Regions from separate parts of the Homo sapiens genome. Here region 2 is linked to region 1. A link is an interaction called in ENCODE POLR2A ChIA-PET data of the cell type or tissue named here. Cell type or tissue: PC-9. All regions are shown on one strand.

Region 1 (8,000 bases):
CTTCTACAAAAAGCAAAAAAAAGCAAAAAAAAAAAAAAAAAAAAGCAGCCACTTCACTCACTTCAAGACCTATATACATGTAAAGTTGTTTTCTGTGGTTTTTTTTATTTTTAATTTTTTTAAATTTTTATTATTATTTTTTAAAATAAATTCAGTGTTCACATTTCTATAAAGAATTAACCCAGTTTCAGGAAACCCTGCCCCAGCAGGGCAGGTAAGCAACCCTCTCCCTGCCCACATCTAGTTTGATTTCACGCCCTGATGCTTCAAGGTGCCCAGAAAAGCGGCAGCTTGTGGAAGAGGAAATCTATGCCCGGCCCGTGCTTGGGGCCCGGGGCTCAGTAAGCTTTCGAGAAAGCAGAGGGGAAGACTAGCTTACTGCAAAAACCTTTTTAAAAAATATTCATACACTTCAGTGAGCGCCTGTTGAGACGTTAGGGGAACAAGAGCTTGGAAACATCCCGTCCAGGCCATTGGGAGGCAGCGTCTTCCTCACACCCCGTCCCTGGATGTCGGGGGTGCAGGGGGAAGGTCCCGGCTCTTCCACTGGAGAAAGGAGACTCACCTGGCTTCCTAGTTCATGTTTGACTATTTCCTCTAAAACCTGTGCTGAGTCTTTGACTGCATGCACGGGAAGCACAAACGTTCGGCTTGTATGCAAAAAAAGTACAAAAACAACTAGAATATAAAAGTTTTGGTAATATAAGGCCATCTGTTCAAGTCCACCTTGGAAACCTGTAACAGATATTTAAATACTACAGTGAAAAGGCATCTTAATATACTTTTTAAAAACATCTGAAGTAATCCGCTAAGATTAAGTGTGTAAAAAAAAAATTCAATTCCCTTTGAGGGCACTTTGTCCTTTGAAGAAGGGAAAGTGGGGCGGGGAGGGCACGGGGCCCACCGGTTAATGCTTCAGCCACGGGTGGGCTTCAATGGAAGCCTTGCTGCGGTCCCCATAGTCATACAGGAGCTCCTCCCCAGCCGCGATGTCTCGGGAGGCGATGAGGATGAGGTGAGGTACGCCGTCGATGTCGTGCAGTTTGGTTTGGCAGTTCCCACATTTGCTGTGATTGATCAGTCTTCCTAGGCGATTTGTCTCTCTAGTTGCATCCACGCTGGAGGGGAAGGAGGGCCAGAGAGGATTAAATGGATAAAGAGGCTTTTCAACCTGAAGAGAGTCACACTTGTGCTCAGCTCTGGTGGGATGCTGATTTAAAGCCATGTGTTTTGAAAAGATTCAATTCATAAAGCTATTTTCTTTTTCCTTTTTAGAGGGGGTCTCGCTCCGTAACCCAGGCTGGAGTGCAGTGGCACGATCACGGCTCACTGCAGCCTCCACCTCCCGGGCTCAAGTCATCCTCCTACCTCAGCCTCCCGAGTAGCTTTGACCACAGGTACATGCCACCACATCAGGCTAATTTTTAATTGTTTCTGTAGAGACAAGATCTCCCTATATTGCTCAGGCTGGTCTCCAACCCCTGGGCTCAAGTGATCCTCTGGCCTTGGCCTCCTGAGTTTTTGAGATTACAAGCACGAGCCACCAGGTCTGGCTCAATTTGCAAAGCTTTTTTTTTTTTTTTTTTTTTTTTGAGAGGGAGTCTCGTCGCTCTGTCGCCCAGGCTGGAGTGCAGTGGCACGATCTCAGCTCACTGCAACCTCTGCCTCCCGGGGTAAGGCAATTCTGCCTCAGCCTCCTGAGTCACTGGGATTAGAAGCGTGTGCCACCATGCCAGGCTAATTTTTTTGTATTTTTAGTAGAGATGGGGTTTTGCCATGTTGGTCTGGAGCTCCTGACCTTCATGATCCATCCACCTCGGCCACCCAAAGTGCTGGGATCACAGGCATGAGCTACCACGCCTGGCCCACAAAGCTATTTTTGAGAGCCTGCACAGGCCCTGGGTGGGGGGATGGGGTAGGACCCAAAGGGCTCTTTATGGAGGCACAGGAGGAAATGGTAGAGTTTCACAAAATAAATGGATTAAAAAAATCAACCCCGCCAGGCGCGGTGGCTCACGCCTGTAATCCCAGCACTTTCGGAGGCTGAGGCGGGTGGATTACCTGAGGTCAGGATTTCAAAACCAGCCTGGCCACCATGGTGAAACGCTGTCTGTGCTAAAAATACAAAATTAGCTGGGCGTGGTGGCGCATGCCTGTAATCCCAGTTACTTGGGAGGCTGAGGCAGGAGAATTGCTTAAACTTCGGAAGTGGAAGTTGCAGTGAGCCAAGATCGTGCCACTGCACTCCTGCCTGGACAACAAGAGTGAAACTCCATCTCAAAAAAATAAAATAAAATAAAAAATAAAAAATTCAACTCCACTGGTCCTAGCCAGGCAAGATCAATTAGTGATTTCCAGAGCTGCTCTGGCCAAATGCCCTGAAGGAGAGCCAGGTGAGCTGCTTAACAGGTTTTCATGTGACTAGCCCACTTCTCCCCTTGGATGAGATAACATCCAGGACAGCTCCAATTCCAAAGATTAAAAATGGGAAGCTGGGGCCACAGTGGCTCATGCCTGTAATCCCAGCACTTTGGGAGGCCAAGGTGGGCAGGTCACAAGGTTAGGAGATTGAGACCATCCTGGCTAACACAGTGAAACTCCATCTCTACTAAAAATACAAAAAATTAGCCAGGCATGGTGGCATGTGTGTGTAGTCCCAGCTACTCAGGAGGCTGAGGCAGGAGAATCGCTTGAACCTGGGAGGTGGAGGTTGCAGTAAGCCAAGATTGCACCACTGCACTCCAGCCTGGGTGACAGAACGAGACTCCGTCTCAAAAGAAAAAAAAAAAGGGAAGCTGGGGCCAGGCGCAGTGGCTCACATCTGTAATCCCAGAACTTTGGGAGGCTAAGGCAGGCAGACCATATGAGGTCAGACCAGCCTGGCCAACATAATGAAACCCTGTCTCTACTAAAAAAATATATAAGAATTAGCTGGGCGTGGTGACGCACACCTGTAATCCCAGTTACGTGGGAGGCTGAGACAGAATACCTTGAACCCGGGAGGTGGAGGTTGCAGTGAGCCAAGATTGTGCCACTGCACTCCAGCTTGGGCGACAGATCGAGATTCAAAAAAAAAAAAAAAAAAAAAAAAAAGGAAGCAGGCGATAATTGCATCACAGCTTTGAAAAAAGGCAACAACAGCCCGAGCGCAGTGGCTCACACCTGTAATCCTAGCACTTTGGAAGGCCAAGGCGGGTGGATCGTCTGAGGTCAGGAGTTCAAGACCAGCTTGGCCAATGTGGCAAAACTCCACCTCTACTAAAAATACAGAAAAAAAAAATTAGCTGGGCTACTCTGGAGGCTGAGGGAGGAGAATTCTTTGAGCCTGAGAGGAGGTTGCAATGAGCCGAGATCACACCACTGCACTCCAGCCTGGGCAACAGAGCAAGACTCCATCTCAAAAAATAAAAAAAAAAAAGTCAACAACAACAAAACCAAAAGACTGGCCACCAAACAGAATCAGGAGTTCCTGGCCCTTTGGCCTCTCCTCACTGCCCAGAGGACAGAAAAGCCACTCTAAGCAACAGTGGACTCACCAGTAGGTTTTGCTCAGATACTGAAAATAGTACATGTAGCAGCCCGTGGAAGGGTCCTGTGCGTACAGAGCCTCCCGTTTCTTGGCGTCGGTGATCTCGATGAGGTCCCCGTGGTATTCCACCACAAAGTCACCCCGGGAGAACTGCTTGGTGGCAATCACACCCCTGCCTTTGCCATCGATGAGGTCAATCTGTCAGGTGATAAGAGAGGGTGTTGGTTCATAATAGCAATGGATGCCACTGTGCACAGCAGGTCTCCGGGGAGCTGGGGCTTACCCCAGTCTTTAACAGCTGTACTGAGCCATGTCATAAAATTCACTCACTTTACATGTACAGGCTGATGGGTTTTATGAAGTGTATACAGCTGTGCAACCGTCACTACAGGCCAGCTCTAGAACGTTCCCTCACTCCACAAACGTGGTTCCTTGGTGCTCATCTGCAAAGCAGTTACATCAGAGCTCGTGAGAGATCTGCTAGGTGGAGACTGCCCCATTTTGTAGATGAGGAAACTGAGGCTTAAAGAGGCACAACCACGTGTCTGAGGCCACACAGCTAGACAGTGACACAGCTCAAATCCACACACCTGGTTTCTCTGTCTAGGGGCTATGCGCTATGCCTTCCTAGGCAAACAGCAGGCCCAGTGTTCTGGGTCTCTACCTCATTCCACGATTTCTCTCCTGTGTCTCCTCACTCTATTCTACATGGAGTTGAATGGGGTTGCTGGAGGGGCCCAGGACTTAAGCCGGAATCCCCCTAGGTGGTGGGTGGAAGTGGAAGCTTTCTGAACCCGGAGCCCTAGTCTAGGCCCATCTGAACCCCACTGTAGAGAGTACTTCTCCTCTCGCCCAAACTGAGTGTGGTTGAAATACAGTAAGAGAAAAGCACATTTCTTGGGCATTGTCATTATCTAGGAAAACAGTTTAAAAATGTATTAGTTTCTCCTTTTAAAAGTTTCCCTGGGCATCAGCTACATATTGTATAATCCGATTTATATGAAGTGCCCAGAAGAGCAACTCCACTGAGACAGAAAGCAGCTGAGTGGCTGCCAGGGGCTGGGCAGGGGAGAGGTGGGGATGGTGGGCAGTGGTAAGTAATGGGTAAGGGTTTCCATTTGGGAGGATGAAAAAATTCTGAAATTAGACAGGGATAATGGTTGCATTGCATTGTGAATGTACAAAAAGCCACTGAATTGTTTAACCACAATTTCTAAGAAAAGCTTCCCCTGGATAACATTTATATACAAAGCCCATTTATGTTTCCTTCATAAGACATTTCCTTAACAACTTTTGGTATTTGGCTCTTTGACAACCTAATAGAGTCTGCCTGGTCACCATGGCCATTAGAGGGTGAAAGCCACATGGTGGCCACTCTCAGCCACGGGACCAGGGAAGGTGAGCTCTTCCAGCTTTAGCTATGATGCAGCAAGCACAGCAGCCCCTTACCTTCATTCCTTCTTCCTTCCCACTTTCAATCAATTCATCTATTCTTTTCCTTTCTTCAGACTGGGCAGAGAGAAAGAAAAACAGCATCAGTATCTTCTCCTAGGCCCATCGTGCGTAGCTTGATGGTCTTGAGCCCTGATTGCCCAGGCCATGCCCACCGGGCCACAATCGGCCTCATTTGGCATCACTGGGGATGATGGGTCCCCAGTGATGGCAAAGCCCCCAAGTATCCCTCCTTTTCTCATCACCCATCTGTTGTGGAAGATCTGTCACCTGGGGTTCAACTGGATCAGGAGGGAAACAGTGGGGACCCAAGAACAGAATGGGGCTCGTAGATATGTTCTGTTGCCCATGCAGCACGTTAAAAAATGTCCAACTTGCCCACACCTGAAAATCAGGCCTCTGACTTCACAGAAAATCAGGTACAGTGGGCCAGGCGCGGTGGCTCACGCCTGTAATCGCAACACTTCGGGAGGCCGAGGCGGGCGGATCGTAAGGTCACGAGTTCGAGACCAGCCTGGCAAATAGGTAAAACCCTGTCTCTATTAAAGATACAAAAATTAGCCAGGTGTGGTAGGAGCCTGTAGTCCCAGCTACTCGGGAGGCTGAGGCAGGAGAATCGCTTGAACCTGGGAGGTGGAGGTTGCAGTGAGCCAAGATTGTGCTACTGCACTCCAGCCTGGGCGACACAGCAAGACTCCACCTTAAAAAGAAAAAAGAAAATCGGGTACAGCAGATCAGAGGCTGTGCCCTTTGGATGGGACACACGCAGTCCACATGGCTCTGGTCTGATGGCTCATACTTCTGTTTGGGATCGCTGAGATTCACCTGTATGGAGGCCACCACGATGGATGAGAAGAGGGCCTCCAATCCCGAGGGTCAATACAGACCTGAACAGAGAACTGGGAGGGGGCACCCCTGGATCCACCTCTCCTCTAAGGCCACCCCTCCTGCACCTACCTCCATCCCTAACCCTGGGTTCTACTGCTCTGCCACTGCACAGATACTACAGAGCAAAAGGGAACCAAATGAAGACAGATCGGAAGCTCCAAACCAGTGTGGCTCACCCCAAACCAGCATGTCTTGACGGCATAGACTTTCACCAAACCAGATGGCACGTGTCAGGAGCCTGACACCAACTGCTGAGCTCAGCCCATTCCCCCTACACAGAGGCCCAAACCAGCTTGCAGCTTTTCCAGGCACTCAATCCACACCTGCAATGTGCCAGGCGCTGCAGTCTGTGCTGGGAACAATGGTGAATGAGTAACCTCAAGGACAGTCCCAAATCCTGCCACCTCCTCTCCATCTCCATTCCCACTGCGGCCCTGCAGCCCAGCCACGGCCCCGGCCCCGCTCCGGCCCCCTTGCTAGTCACCAGGCTTTCACTCTGACCCCAGGGAACACTCAGTTCTCCACAAGGTAGCCAGAGGGGTCTTTTAAAATGTAAATGAGGCCAGGGGCAGTGGCTCTCTCCTGTAATCCCAACACTTCAGGAAAGCCAGGAGGAAGGATCGCTTAAGGACAGGAGTTAGAGACCAGCCTAAGCAACAGATCCAGACCCTGTCCCTACAAAAAATAAATAAGCTAGGTGTGGTGGCGTACACCTTTGGTCCCAGCTACTCTAGAGGCTGAGGAAGGAGGAGGATTGCTGGAGCCCAGGAGGTTGAGGCTGCAGTGAGTCATGACTGTGACACTGCACTCCTGCCTGGGCAACAGAGTGAGACCCTGTCTTAAAAAAAAACAGAAAACATGACCAGGCATGGTGGCTCACGTCTGTCATCCCAGCACTTTGGGAGGCTGAGGTGGGTGGATCACTTGAGGTTACGAGTTTGAGACCAGCCTGGCCAACATGGCGAAACCCCGTCTCTACTAAAAACACAAAAATTAGCTGGGCGTGGTGGCACACACCTGTAATCCCGGCTACTCAGGAGGCTGAGGCAGGAGAATCGCTTGAACCCAGGAGGTGGAGTTTGCAGTAGGCCAAGATCGCACCACTGCACTCCAGCCTGGGAGACAGAGCAAGACTCCATCTCAAAAAGAAACAAAAAACAAAAAAAAACCTTCCCATAAACTTATTTAATAGTAATATACCTAACAAAACCTCACATATCAATATTAACCTTAAACATAAATGGACTAAAATGTTCCACTTAAAAGATATGAAAGATAAGGGTCAAGAAGGTTAAAAAAAAAAGAAAGATATACACCTGTTATCCCAGCACTTTGGGAGGCCGAGGCGGGCGGATCACGAAGTCAGGAGATCGAGACCATCCTGGCTAACATGGTGAAACCCCATCTCTACTAAAAATACAAAAAATTAGCCGGGCATGGTGGTGGGCACCTGTAGTCCCAGCTACTCGGGAGGCTGAGGCAGGAGAATGGTGTGAGCCCGGGAGGCGGAGCTTGCAGTGAGCCAAGATCGCGCCACTGCACTCCAGCCTTGGCAACAGAGCAAGACTCCATCTCAAAAAAAAAAAAAAAAAAAAAAGAAAGATATATATTGGTGGAATAGATTTAAAAAAAACAACAACAAAACTTGGTCAGGTACAGTGGCTCATGCCTGTAATCCCAGCAGTTTGGGAGGCCAAGGCAGGTGGATCACCTGAGGTCAGGAGTTCGAGACCAGCCTGGCCAACATGACGAAACCCTGTCTCTACTAAAAATACAAAAATCAGCCGGGCATAGTGGTGCACACTTGTAATCCAAGCTACTTGGGAGTCTCAGGCCAGGAGGCGGAGGTTAGTAAGCCATAATCATGCCACTGTACTCCAGCCTGGGCAACAGAGTGAGACCTTGTCTCAAAACAAAAAACAAAAAACAAAAAAAAAACTTCAACCAACAGTAATATACCAATGTTGGTTGTTACTTAGCTGTGACAAATTCACCAGAGTAACTTAAGTGAGAGAAGATGGGTAAGGAGTCTGGGGAACTCTCTGTATTATCTTTGCAACTTTTCTATAAAATTAAAATTATTGGCCAGGCGCGGTGGCTCACATCTGTAATCCTAGCACTTTGGGAGGCC
Region 2 (8,000 bases), 320 kb after region 1:
CTAGTATGTTCACAGAGTTGTATAATGAACACCACAGTTAATTTTAGAACATTTTCTTCTATTCTCTTACAATGTGTAAAAATAAATAAAGGTTTTTTTAAAAAAACATTTTCATCACACCAAAAATGAGCTCCTCGATGGATGTTATCCCTCATTTGTCCCCAAACCCCCAGCCCCTGGCAACCACTAATCTACTTTCTATCTCTGGATTTGCCTATCATGGACATTTCTTATGAACGGAGTGACACACCATGTGGCATTTTGTGTCTGGTTTCTTCCACTGAGCATCATGATTTCAAGTTCATGTAGGAGCATGCATCTGAGCTTCATTCCTTCTCATGGTGCAATCATCTTCCACTGTGTGTATAAGACCACATTTTGTCAATCCACACATCCATGGATCACAAGTGCATTTTTAAAGGGTGCTTTTACATCTCAAACACAGTTCTCAGTTGGCGAGGGGGTCAGAGGACAATACAGAAGTGACTGTAAGCGGCATAAACTGTAGCTTCCCAGAGGGGCTCCAGGGGCTCGGGGGAGAGGTCGAGGTAGGGAGGCAATGTCCTTCCTTTGAGCAGCCACTGAGAGGGAGAAGGAGTTGCAGAGATCAGGAAGGAGAGGATTTATTTCCAGTTTTCTGGCAGTTTTTCCTCACTCTTTCGGAGACCTAGGATGGGTTAGGAGAGGGCATGGCAAAGGCAGAGGTGGCTCTGCTAGAGGAGGCCGCAGGTCCGCAGGCCGAACCTGGGGAGCCAGCCATGTCTGGCCTGAGGCCCTGCTTTGAGGAGAAGATAAAGCCTTGAGGAGCCTTTTGGGCCGATCTGGGAACCCAGCAAGACTAGATTAGCCTGACTGATGACAGACCTGGGATGAGGATGAGGGCAGTTAAGTATTTGTTTAATCTTGCTTTGTCTTTTCAAACAGCGATTTAGTAATCCTGTTTGAGGCTGCAGTGTGGCAATGCTTTCCAGAGGATGGAGTCCTTTTTGTTTGTTTTGAAAAAATAGAGATAAGGTTTCACTATGTTGCCTAGGCTGGTCTCATACTCGGCCTCAAGCCATCCTCCTGCCTGGGCCTCCCAAAGTGTTGGGATTACAGGCGTGAGCCATGGTGCCAGACTGGAGTCCTTTTATTAAAATTAACTGCCCTGCTCAGCTTTCTGCTGGGCCACCCCAGAGCCAATCCTTGGTTCTTGGGCCCAAGGCTGGACCCAGGGGTTGCAGGAAACAGTCTGTAGCATCCAAGTGGGGCCTGTCGTACCCACTCCAGTGTGTAGGTGCAGAACGCTCTTTGGGGGATTTCTCTGCTGGGCCACCTTACTCCAGGGATCCCTCAGTTTTCAAAACAAAGCAAGAGGGCAAGGAAGAATGGAGAAACAGCTCAGTGTTGACTCTCTTCCCCCTGGTGAGTGCTGTGCTGGGGCCTCTGTGCACATCATACCACTTCCCCCTTGAATCAGCCCCACAAGGCAGGGTGAGAGATGAGGACTCAGGGTGCAAGGAGGTCTCACAGCTTGGAAATGGATCAGGACAGCTCTGATTCTCCAAGGCCAAGGTCTTCTCTATATCATGAGGCAGCCCAAAAATGTGTTTCTACACATATTCTGTGTAGAAACTCAGGCCAGGCTCCTATATGCTCTGGGTGACAGCGGGAAGGTGCTTTCCAGTGTGTATCAGTGTGGCCCATCTGGGAGTCATAATGTCATTGCCTCTTCCAAAATATCAGCAAAGCTGACCCTAGTGCTTGTAGTGCTCAAATGCACCTCTCTGCCTTTGTGCCATAGGGAAATGGATTTGGTCCTGGGGGTGGTGATACCAACTTCTGTCTCAATTCCATGACCCTCACTCAGCACCCCCACCCCAGGCCTGTGCAGAGGAGGAATAACCGTCCTTGAGAACCATCCAGCCCTAGGTGGAGAAATTAGATTTATGGACTTAATCAGTTCTTCTTCCCTGTCAGTGGTGGTGAGAATGAAATGGGGGAAATTGATAAGCCTCAGTCATGTTTTCCTGCGAGACAAGGCAGCTTTGGTAGCTGGTGGGACTGACGCCTTCTTCACCTGTGTCCTCTGCCTCTGAGTGACTATAAATTGCGAACCCCATGAGGTGGCACCTGCAGCCACAGATCGCTTAGGCACCTTGCACAGGGGGCCACCTAATGAACTGGCTGCAGGACGGCAATCCTGCTGTGAAGCCAGGCACCTCGGGAGGGGCAAGGTGGCAGAACCGAGAGAGCAGATGCTCCTTGCTGTTTCTGTAAGGCCACCAGTGGCTGGGTGGCCTGGCCCTGGTAGCAAGGTGGTAACCGTGTGAGTGGCTGAATCCTGCACCACTTTTCCTGAGCCTCCTTCCTCCTGGATTCCTGCAACTATATTCTCACTACATGGCTCACCACCAATTCGTTCTCTCTGCCCCAAGGAGGCTGGACAAGAGGCTCAGGTCAGTGCGGGTACGCAGGAACCTATGTCTGTAAAATGAAAATGCCTGCCTTCAAGGGCTGTCTTGAGGTTGAAAGGAGATGGTCTACATCAAGGGTTAGGAAGACCACAATGTGGCTGTGCCGGCCACCTCCAGGCTGGCTTCAGTCTCCCATCCCCATAGTCATACCCCTGTGAAGTCCCTTCCCATACTGAATCGGGCTACCTGTGTATCTTATAGGGTGTTGGAAATGACAGATTGTGAATTCCAAGGCCCCATAAAAGACAGCGTGGGCTGGGCGTGGTGGCTCACGCCTGTAATCCCAGCACTTTGGGAGGCCGAGCCAAGTGGATCACTTGAGGTCAGGAGTTCTAGACCAGCCTGGCCAGCATGGTGAAAACCTATCTCTACTAAAAATACAAAAAAAAAAAAAAATTTAGCCAGGTGTGTTGGCACCTGTGCCTGTAGTCCCAGATACTTGGGAGGCTGAGCCAGGAGAATCACTTGAACCTGAGAGGTGGAGGTTTCAGTGAGCCGAGATTGTGCCACTGCACTCCAGCTGGGTGGCAGAGACTCTGTCTCTAAACAAAGAAAATGTGGTTTCTGCTGTCCTTTCTCTTGGATCACTTTCTCTGGGAAACCAGCCACCATCTTGTGAGGACACTCAAGCTCTCTGGAAAGGTTCAGAAATGTGGTGAGGAAGTGAGACAGACCTCTTGCCAAAAACCATGTACTAACTTATCAGTCACGTACATGAGTTGACTTAGAAATGACTCTATCAGCCTCAGCCAAACCTTCAGATGACTGCAGCCCTGGTCAACATCTTGACTGTGACCCCATGGAAGACCCTGAAACACTCAGCCAAGCCACTCTCAGCTTCCTGATCCACAGAAGCAGCATGAAATAATAAATTTTTCTTGTTTTAAACTAAGTTTTGGGTTAATTTGTTATACAGCTGTAGATAACTCCAAGAATAATACTCCATAAATGTTGATTTCCTTTCTGCGGCTCCACTGAGTCATCTTTGTTCATGGGCAAAGCTCACTGTCTCTCTACTGGCTGCAAAAGATGTCCATTTGTTGGCTCTGACTCATGCTTGTGGTCTTGTTGGCTCACAGCAAGGCCTTTTCACAGAGGATGGTGGTTTGTCACACTCAGAATCCAGGTCTTACCTGCTTTCCTGCTCCATGGAATTTTGACCTGAGTTTGAAGGCTGATAGGGGATTGATGGATGAGGGAGAAAGACACAGTCAGTTCTTAGAGCAGTAGCTAATCCAGGGGTTTCTCTGGCTTTGTTTGCATGAGTAGTGATAGTTGGGGATGAAGCATGGGTATTCGAGATCTTTTTTGTGTGAGTATGGGAGGAAAAATTCTGTTCTCTTCCTCCTCCATCTTTATTCATCTTTGTCTTCCCTCGGATCAGCTTTAAAGACCCCTGAGACTCTAGGACTTGGTTTGCTTTTTTCTCACCACTGGGATCCATCTCCCACTAGTAGGAAGAAGGATCTAAGTAGTTGAGCTGCATAAAGGGGAAGTAAACAGCCAGACAAATGTTACATTTTAGAGCCTTGAGTGACCCAGAGCTTTCTATCAGCTTCATTGGGTGCAGGGAGGGTAGCGATTTCTGGCTGCTGTCACCTCCTTGCTCATATCAGGAAGCGCTAATTTTGAGGCAAAGTTCAGTGCCCTCTGGCTCACCTAGGGCCCCTGTTGCCTAATTTCACGAGGCCAAGAGTTTGAGGGTGGGTTCGGGGCTGCGCAGCCTGGATGCCTTGGTTTGCATGCCTACAGCAGCTGTGCCCGAAAGCTTTTTTTAGAGTAAATATGTAGCTTTTGCTAGGCTTTTTGTGTGCCTTGTTCATTCCTCTATCATTTTTTGTATACCTGCTATGGTGTCAGGCACTGGGGATACAAATTAGCCGGGGACTCGGACATGTAAGCAAGTAAGCCCAACAGCAGCTAACATTTATGCAGTGCTCACTGTGTGCTTGGATGTCCAGAGTGATAGAGCAGGTTTAGTAAGGGGGACAGAGGGCTGAGACCAGAGGCAAGGTGGAGAAGGGCATTTCTGGAGGCAGCAACATGAGTGCAAAGGAGACATACACAAGGTTCCCTGGGGGATTCCAAGTTGTTGCTGTCGTGGCTTCAAATCTTACTTTAGGGCCTACTCAGATGGCATCTTGTTCATGAAGATGTGCCTGTTTTTTGTTTTATTTGTCCCTCTCCCCCCAACAAAGAGTAAACTTTTTTTCTGAACTTCTCGAAAGTTTGCTAACATCAGCTATAAAACTCTCTGGGCCTGGGGATATTTTGCGGGGAGCAGGGAAGATCTTTGATTATCATTTTAACTTATTTCTGTTCATTTATTCAAGCTTTTTCTTCTTTCACCAATTCTCAAAAGCCCCACACCACCCTCCTGCCACCCCCACACCCCTCCACTTCCAGTCGCTACCTTCCACCCATCATTCTCACTTCTAAAGCCATCAACAGAGGTTTTGAACACCACTCATGTGCCAGGTGTTGTTCTAAGCACAGATTCATCAGTGAGCCAAATGAAATTCCTTCCTAAAATATGCTCTTTGGTGGTGCTAAATGCCAGGAAGAAAAGTAAGCAAGGGGAGGGAAGAGAGAGGTGTGGGGTGGCGGGGGGCGGGAGCTTGGATAGGATGGTCAGAAAGGACCTCTTTGTAGAAACTTAAATAAATTTAGAAAGCAAGTCATGTAATATCTGGGAAAGAGGAAATAGCAGGTGCAAAGACCCTGAGGTTGAAGTGTCCTGGCAAGTTTGAGGCAAGCAAGGAAGGCAGGGTGGTTGGAACAGAACAAGAGAAGAAACGTGGTAGGAAATGATGGAGAGTCAGGGGCACGACCTTGGAGGACTTGCAGGTCATGGTAAAGACGCTGGACTCGACACGAAGTGTGAACAGAGTTCTTGGAGGATTCTGAGGTAGAGAGTAGCATAATCTCATTTGTGTTTTTATTTTAACATGCTCACTTGGGCCACCTTGTAGAGGCTGGAGTGAAAAGGAGGGAGACTAGTTAGAAATTCTGTATTGCTGGCTGGGCGTGGTAGCTCCCGGCACTGTGGGAGGCCAAGGCCAGAGGATTGCTTGAGTCTAGCAGTTTGAGCCCAGCCTAGGCAACATAGCGAGACCCTGTCTCTGCAAAAAATTTTAAAATTGCCCAGGGATGGTGGTGCACACTTGTAATCCCAACTACTTGGGAGGCTGAGGTGGGAGGATTGCCTGAGCCCAGGAGTTTGAGGCTCCAGTGAGCTGTGATTGTGCCATTGCACTCCAGCCTGGGTGACAGAGCGAGACCCTGTCTCTAAAAAAAAAAGAAAAAAAAGAAATTCTGTATTGCAGCAGCCTAAGAGAGTCATTAGTTAAGAGATTTGTAGTAGGCATTTTTTAGAAAGTTGCATTGAGGGCTAGGTACGGTGGCTCATGCCTATAATCCCAGCACTTTGGGAGGCCAAGGTGGGTAGATCATTTGAGGTCAGGAGCCTGGCCAACATAGCGAAACCCCGTCTCTACTAAAAAAATTAGCCGGGCGGTAGTGGCATGCGCCTGTAATCCCAGCTACTCGGGAGGCTGAGGCAGGAGAATTGCTTGAGCCTGGGAGGTGGAGGTTGCCAGTGAGTCGAGATCGCGCCACTGCACTCCAGCAGTCTGGGCGACAGAGTGAGACGCTGTTTCAAAAAAAAAAAGAAAAGAAAAGAAAAAAGAAGGTTTCATTGAGGGAAATTCATTCCCTTTGAGAGGGAGTTGGAAGCAGCTTGCCCTTCAACAGGGTACACAGAGTCTCCCATAAGTGTGCAGGGCCCGCTATTTCTAGTCCCTGGAAGGATTTGGGTCTCTAGTTGTCTCCAGGCTCTCTGAGGGTCTGAGGAATGCCTCGTAAGCCAGAACATGGAGATACTTCTTCCCTTTAGTGCCCTAGCCTTGGTTCTGAAGGAGTTAATTGCACCCTTGGGTGCTAATCACAGTGGCTGGGCTGAGCAGAACTGAGTACCAAGGTCTTGGGCCTGAGAAGAACCAGGCCAGTCCAACCATTCTGTGGGCTTCCCTGAGGGACCTGCTCTGAGACCTTTCCCTAGGACTTCCAGAGGCTCATGTCCGGAAGTCAGAGCTGTGCAAGCCGGCTGTAGGTCTGCCTCTGCACGCCAGAGACTCTTCTCAGAGCCTCCTTCCACACTTCCCTTGAGATACCCTATGGAACAGTGGTGGCCAGCTCAGGCTTGGAGCCAGATGACTAGAATTTGAATCGGGGCTCCACTACCTCTTGGCTGTATGTCCTGGGGCAAGTCACTAACCTCTCTGTGCTTCAGTTTCCTCATATGCAACATGGGGACAAAAAGATTCAATCAGTTAATTCACATGCTGAGAAGAGTAGTTGTGGTTGTGGTCTGGCCCGACTGGCCCCTTCCCCTGTCTTCAGGATCGCTGACCCACACCTCCTGGCCAGCATTAAGGGATTAATGTTGTACTTCCATTATAATCCATGTATCATTACCATTTACCGACCTTTGACCATGTCCCAGCCATATGCTAAACACTTACTATACATCATCTCATTGTAGTCCTCAGAAAAGCCCAAGAGACAAACACTGTCTTCACCCCCATTTTGTAGAAGAGAAAACCGAGGTTTAGAGGGTTGAAGGAACTAGCCAAGGCCCCCAAGCTGGTAAATGATGGAGCCAGGACCTGATGCCCCCTGCAAGCTGCTTTTCTGTAGCCAGGGAGCAGGAAGGTGCTGGCATGTCATAGTGTTGGGGCCCTGGCTTTCCTGTTCTTGCTCACGGCTACCTTGCCTGGCTCCAGCAACCTTCCCGGTATTTTTCTAACTGTAGATGGTCAGAGAGGACCTCCCTGTGAAAACCTAAATAAACGTAGGAAGCAGGTTACGGAATATCGGGAAGTGCATTTCAGGAAAAGGGTGCAGTGAATGCCGAGACCAGGAGGTGCCTTCCAGGGAGGTGTCCACAGAGACTTCTCAGCCCCTGCCTGCCCTGTGGCATCTGGCTGGCCGCCAGGGAGACAGGGCATCCTGGCTTAGTCATGCTGGCTCACACAAAGAGCCCTTCTCTGAAGGTCCCTGGTGTTCATACATGACAAGACAGGCCCTGTGAGCCTCTGCGCTGTGCTTTAAGCATTGAGTCTGTCTGGGGGCAGTTTGCAGAGGGTCCCACCATTGTCCCTGTGGAGTTATTGGCCATCCTGTATCTTCAAGTTGCATTTTGGAGAGTGGGCTTTTTTCTCCTTGTATTTTTTTTTATTGTGGTAAAATATACATAACATAAAATTTTCTGTGTTAACCACTTTTATGCGTATAGTTCATTGGCATAAGTACATTTAGAATGTGTGTAACCATCACCCCTATCCATTTCCAGAATTTTTTTTATCATCCCAAACAGAAACTGCACCCATTAACTAACAACTCCCAACCCTTTTCCTCACCCCCAGTAGCCTCTGCCGTACTCTTTGTCTCTATGGATTTGCGTCTTCTAGATGTTTCATAGGAACAGAGTCTTGCAATATGTGGCCTTTTGTGTCTGGCTTCTTTTGCTCAGCATCATGTTTT

What was found. Peaks named below come from ENCODE experiments on the same cell type or tissue, not always from the same donor. Only the 100,000 strongest peaks of a DNase experiment are listed, where the experiment ranks them.
Region 2: POLR2A ChIA-PET joins it to region 1 with 16 read pairs; 2 of 35 experiments call an interaction of 5 or more read pairs at or near these places.

What each region holds. Positions count from the first base shown.
Region 1 is chr12:123,400,611-123,408,610 of GRCh38, reverse strand. It overlaps KMT5A (lysine methyltransferase 5A), which reads right to left. Exons shown (of 8, transcript NM_020382.7): 6 at 4,979-5,038; 7 at 3,537-3,727; 8 at 1-1,118. The coding sequence ends at 908. Among named protein-coding and RNA genes, the nearest start is that of KMT5A, 20 kb to the right of the region's middle. RefSeq lists an enhancer at 5,976-6,739. In PC-9, no CTCF peak of the experiment used is centred here; no DNase peak of the experiment used is centred here.
Region 2 is chr12:123,085,382-123,093,381 of GRCh38, reverse strand. All of the region lies in intron 2 of PITPNM2 (phosphatidylinositol transfer protein membrane associated 2), which reads left to right. Among named protein-coding and RNA genes, the nearest start is that of PITPNM2-AS1, 8.0 kb to the right of the region's middle. RefSeq lists enhancers at 215-735, 736-1,257, 7,346-7,640 and silencers at 1,173-1,329, 7,346-7,640. In PC-9, CTCF peaks have their summits at 7,292 and 7,497; DNase peaks (open chromatin) are centred at 941, 3,151, 3,511 and 7,451; H3K27ac peaks cover 3,209 bases.